Regions from separate parts of the Homo sapiens genome. Here region 2 is linked to region 1. The links are chromatin loops, found by intact Hi-C in ENCODE. Cell type or tissue: GM12878. All regions are shown on one strand. Each heading gives the region's core, and the rest is flanking DNA. Links, peaks and the distances in the headings are about the cores only.

What was found. A loop is a pair of places that touch in the nucleus more often than their neighbours do. Peaks named below come from ENCODE experiments on the same cell type or tissue, not always from the same donor. Only the 100,000 strongest peaks of a DNase experiment are listed, where the experiment ranks them.
Region 2: it touches region 1 in a loop (4-fold over the local background); 16 of 110 quality-filtered maps call a loop at or near these places.

What each region holds. Positions count from the first base shown.
Region 1 is chr6:151,763,992-151,766,917 of GRCh38, reverse strand. LOC107986529 (a long non-coding RNA gene) reads left to right here and starts at 776. Exons shown (of 2, transcript XR_007059818.1): 1 at 776-2,926. It also overlaps a transcript of ESR1 not described here. In GM12878, for the core only: CTCF peaks have their summits at 1,287 (motif pointing left) and 2,437 (motif pointing left); a DNase peak (open chromatin) is centred at 1,238.
Region 2 is chr6:151,689,250-151,692,175 of GRCh38, reverse strand. It overlaps a transcript of ESR1 not described here. Among named protein-coding and RNA genes, the nearest start is that of ESR1, 120 kb to the left of the region's middle. In GM12878, for the core only: a CTCF peak has its summit at 1,719; DNase peaks (open chromatin) are centred at 825 and 1,575; H3K4me3 peaks cover 835 bases.

The DNA.
Region 1 (2,926 bases), core at 118-2,617:
TGACAGGTATTGTACTTCTCTAAGTCTAGGTTTCCTTGTCTATGAAAAAATTGCAATGCAGATTACAGAAGGTAATGTAAGTAAACACATGCAAAAGAACCTACTACAGCTTCTGACATGTATCTATCGCTAGAAAAGTTAGCTATTTTTCTCCCCAGTCTTTCCCCCTTCCTACCCTCATTAGCAATCCATTTCATGTATTAGAGTTTAAAAGAACTAAAGAGTATATTAAGAAAACTGTAAATTTTTTCTTAAGTCAAAATCACAGCATTTTAGACATTATACTTGCCATAGTATTCAAGCTATAAAACTCAGCAAAATCATTATTAAAATTCAAATAGAATCTTGATATTTTATTTGGAAAACAGATTGAGTGAAAAAAAGAGGCGTGTGATTTTTATTTGTTTTTTTTTATTTTTTATTTTTTTGTTTGTTTTGAAATGGGGTCTCACTCGATCACCCAGGTTGGAGTGCAGTGGTGCAATCTTGGCTCACTGCAACCTCCGCTTCCCAGGCTCAAGCAATCCTCCTATCTCAGTCTCCTGTAATTTTTAAATGTCAATCAAAAGCAATCAAAACACCAAACCATCATTTATTGGAGTTTAGTATCAGAGAGTCCTCACGAGCTATGCAAAAATGTTGTTGGTCTTCAGGAAATCCACCTCTGAATCGCTCCTTCTTTGTCCTTAGTACCTCGTTCCTTGTCTCATGTTCTCCTACCACAAATGCAATGCGAAGAGGAAGAGAGGGGTGCTTCAAAAATCACAAATTTTATACAGGTACATATTTTATTGTTAATTTCTTTCAACACTGGATATGGATATTTTATATATAAATATGAAGCCCTGTATGCATTCCTTAAAATTCAATTACAAAGTCCAGTGGAACATGAAAACATAGATTAATATTGCCACAGCATGTGAGGGAAAAACTGTCTCTCATCTACTTTGAAAAGTTTTATTAAGAGTCTCTTGGAATCACCATGTCCAAAACACGGATGTGCATAAACCAACGCATTTTGATAACAGTTCTGTAATTGAACCCCTTTCTCCTCTCACCCTAGAGTTTCTTGAACTGAGGAATGAGTAATATCCTGGACTAGAGGCTGAGAGATTGTTTTCATAAGCAACAGCCATCTGTGCAGAATAACAATAGAGCTGAAAAGATTCTGACCTATGTTACCAAAGAATTTTCCAGATAATTCAGACTCTTTCTATGAAAAGTGCCAGAATCTGAGTGACAAGCCCAGGCAACTCCTCCATGTAGTTTTAGGAAGAAAGTGCTGCCATCTACAGGGTCGACATGGAACTAATGCTTTAAAAAAAGGTGGAGAACCTACTGGATCTTAAGGTTTTAATTAGCTATAGGAAAAAAAATAGCAATAGCATGGCTAACGAGAGTAACACAATGTGTCCACTTTAAAATTTTTATTCCAAATATATTCTACTTCTTTGCTGTCCAATACAGCTTTCATGTGGCTATGAAGCACTTGAAATGTAGCCAGCGTGACTGAGGAATAGTTTCTAAATTTTCATTTCATTTTAATTAATTTCATTGATTTAAATTTTAAAACTGATACTCAATTCAGTCATTGAAAACTTTTAAGTATGCTTGTAACAACTTAGGTGTCTGAATCTATTTTTTTCAAATGTAAATTTTACGATATCTATCTACAGATTAAATATTCCTAATAAAAATGTAGCATCTGAATTGCGTGTGCTATAAGTGAAAAACGTACACCACATTTCAAATGTTTAGTACAAAGCCAAAAGAATGTAATATTTTTCATTAATAATTGTTATATTTAGAACATGTCAAAATTGATATTTAGCTATATTATGTCAAACAAAATATATTATTAAAATTACTTTTATTGGCTTCTTTTTACAATTTTAATGTGATTACTAGAAAAGTTTAAACGACACGTGTGGCTGACAGATTTCTGTTGTACAGCACTGTTTCCATTGTACAGCACTGTTCTATTTTTCTATTGTACAGCACTGTTCTAATTGATTCAAAAAAAAGAAGTAAATATGTTTAGCTGTTTAGTGCTTACAGAATCACATGAAGTGCTAGATTTACAAATGTCGTATTTGACCTCAAAATTAAAGCAAACGTGTAACAGACACTGATGCCATTATGGATAAATGTAACATAATTTTTAGAGGAAATGATCTCGTTCGGTCTTCAGTGATCATCATTGTGACTGATAGACATCTTAAAATGGTAGAAAATTTGGATCTTGATGAATGTAACAACATAACCGTTTTTATCATGGTTAACGAACTGGTGACAAGAAGCACACATTGTAAAGAAATTCCACTAAATTTGTGTCCTGTTCCACTTCTTCCATCGATTTCCAGCATTATCTCCCCGAGACTATATCTTCATTGCGAGGACTGACTCCCTGCGCTCAGCAGCCCCCCACTGGCCGTCCTGACAAGCGCAGTGCAGACTTCTCCCTGTGGTGCCACCCCTTGGTCTTTCGCGGCTGAGGCAGTCCTTCTCCAAAGTAAAAACATCTCCTTCATCAAGGATGTCTTCTTCCAATCTATAACATAAAAATCCTATCTCCCCTCTCCTTCTTCTTCCATACTCCATATGTTTAACACATTCTTCTGTTACTCAGGCAGAAAAAAAATAAATAAATAAACCAGACAGGCCCATGACTCAGTTAGCAGATGCCCACACAAAGATAGGGTGGCCAACCGTACTGATTTGTTTGCCCAGGACTGTCCCAGTTTTAGCATTGAAAGTCCCACCTTCCAGGAAACCCCGGTCCCGAGCAAACCAGGCCGGTTGGTCGCCCTACTTGCCAATCTCGCCTGTTGACAGCAAAGCCAGAGACAGGAGAGCCACACCCCCGCGCTTTGCTCCAGCAACAGGGAACTGCCTGTTTCCCTGCTGACTTTAACCTCCTTCCCTT
Region 2 (2,926 bases), core at 177-2,676, 75 kb after region 1:
AGATAGTTGGACTTTGTTCTTGCTGCAAGTTTAAGACACAAGAGCTTTATTCCTTTCCTTGACTGTCACAAGCAATAAAATGAAACACGTATCTCCAAATGTCCAAGAAAAATCTTCTACTCGTAAATACGACGCTTGTATTCTTAAGGAAAATTTTGCTTTTTTCCTACATGTCGTATCTTTTACCTACATTGTTTTTATTTGTAATTTCCTTGAAAATCTGACATTCTAGAGTATTTTATCCAACTGCTACAGCATTATCTGCATGCATTCCAAGGCCTAGTGGGCAGTCATCACAGGATATTAACAAAATCAAAGAAAATATTTGCTTTTGAGAAATAGGAAGGGATTTTATGGTATACAAATGGACCCTGAACCATCCATGGTTCTCAAACATTCTCATCCAATTTAAGTTCTCTGTACGTTTCAGAATTCAGTTCAAATACTTCTACCTGGTCTTCCTGTTTACTCTCAATATTAAAATATGTATATACCACATTCAAAACCAGATGAGTTTCCCAGCAACCTCATATACATGGAGTTGCTCTGTAAGCCTATTAGATCTGGCACATAAAGGCATTAAAAATCTGGCACCTTTAAGCAGGAACCATTGCCATGATCACAAGTCCTGATTAAGCCCAACCCTTCTATCGAGTAAATTGCTTTAAAATCTTTTAATCATGTTGGCTCCTACGGACTTGTTTGAGAGAATACTGGTTATCTTCTTGACAAAGTATGAAACTTACAGTTCAGCGAGCATTTCCTAAGACATGTGGCATTCCTCTAACCAAAATGAAAGTATTCTGCCCTGTCTTGTGACTGCCACATCATTACCCGAGTAGCCCACTGCTATATGTGGTGGAGTCATTATGTATGTGCCATTGTGAGGCAAAAAGGAACTGAGAAAATGGGACACCAGGACTCAAAAGAGCTTGCTTAAAATCAGAGGCCCATTTCAAGACAGAGGGGCTCGTTCTTTTGCTGCTAAATGTGTAGCTTTTCAGAAAACTTGACTGCCTTTAGGAAACAAATAATGGCTTATTCACATCGCTTAGTTCAAACTCACGTAAGTTATGGCTCCAAAGATTCAGAAAACAGGTAGTGTGTTCATGCTACTCTGAGATTTGTCCAATTAAGAGCTTATAAAATTCTAACACAGTTCAACAATACAGTGTCTCCTAGCTAGTGCTAGATCCAATACATTTATGTTATCTGGAACAGACAGGCAGCCTGTGTGTGCTGTACTAAGAAAAGGGTAGTCGGATTGCCCTCTGCCTCAGCTAAATATTATTCTAGAAGTGAATTTCCACTGTACCAAGTTTAGATTTCACATTTTATCATCCCAGGAATACTTGCCAGTAACTTTGCAAAATATCCTTGGAGCAGAAAGACAAAAAAATGAACATTTTTTAAAGATGAGAGGTAAGCTCTGAAGTTACAATATGCTTGTAAACAGTAGCACATTATATCAAAAAGGAAAAAATAAATTGAGAAGAAATAGGAGTACCTACTTGAAGAGAAGATTATCACTCAGAGACTGTCTTCTTATGCTATAGAATGGGCAGGAGAAAGGAGCATGGACCTTTCGAGCCTGTTAAAGAGCTTCTGAGCATGGAGCCTGCATTTTCAGTTTTGGTAAAATCCGTTCTGAGTCGGTAGACAGGAGGCTGTTATGACCATGAAATTAGGAAATGCAGTAACTCAAAAATAAAGAACTAGCACCACCATTTGACTAGGATTGGAAAATCTCATTGAAAAAATAGAGGAGGGGGTGGCCTTGCTTTTGCCAAGCCAGGCCCGAATCTAACTTTCTTAGCACTTCCATTAAGATGGATGTTCAAGAAGAGGTAAATCATGTGTTAATCTGCCTGAAATATTTTTTATGCCATCCAGCCGATTTTCTCTTTATTCGTAATAAAGCTTGAAGTCTAGACAGGCATGTGGAGTTGGAAAAAAAAATAAAACATCATTCAGCACATAAATTTTGTTAATCCAAAGTTAGCTACAGCTAAACTAAAAGCAGGGGCAAGGAAATATCTTCTGTGAGTGTTTTTTGGGACTTTCTTACTCAGGCATGGACTCAAAAGCCCGCTCTGCACTTCTTGTTACCGATTAATGAGGTTCTTGACTTCGGTAACCTGCAGAGGTCTAGCTTCTCACACTCTTCAGCCCTTCCTTCTGTCATATGATCCTTCCATAAACTGTCCGGTATTTCCTGCAGCAATTTTTAAGTTTATGAGGTTATTGATTGTTTGTTTAACACTAAGATAAACATTTTAAAGTAGCAAAGGGGCTGTAAAATCATATTAAAAATTTTTAATAATATTGACATTTTAATATCTCATCATGTCTGGTGTGGTTTATGCAGTAGGTACTTTAAATGAATTTTTAAAAATATTTTCTCTTTTTCTTCTCTACAAGCCTTGAAAAAAGGCTGGCTTTCTGGCAGTGAGAATGGTAGAATGGGGCGGAGGCAGGATCTCCCTCTTGCTACTGTATTTCTCTCTGTCCCAGTACCCAGTACAGAGGAACACCTGCCAAGTAAGAGGTGCATCTCAAAACTGGCATGGGAAAGAAAGAAAACCAAAATAAATAATCAACACTTTAAAACATTTTGAAATCAATGATCTTAACTGTCTTCAGTCTTCTCTATACTTATCAGTTAGCCCATAAAATAATTTAAATATGTAAATTTGTCTGAGAGTAACTTCTCCAGAATACATAGAGCAGGACACATTTTAGTTAATATGTAAAGTATTTAATTGCAATTGACTGAACATAAAATCTCAACAAGATTCACTTACACAAGGAATAATCATGTATACTAACGCATTGTGGGGGTTCTGTAAGCATTTTTATTGTGTTTATTATGATTTCTGGTGAAAGGTAGATTATTGAATAACATGCTCTGAACAGTTCAAGTGTT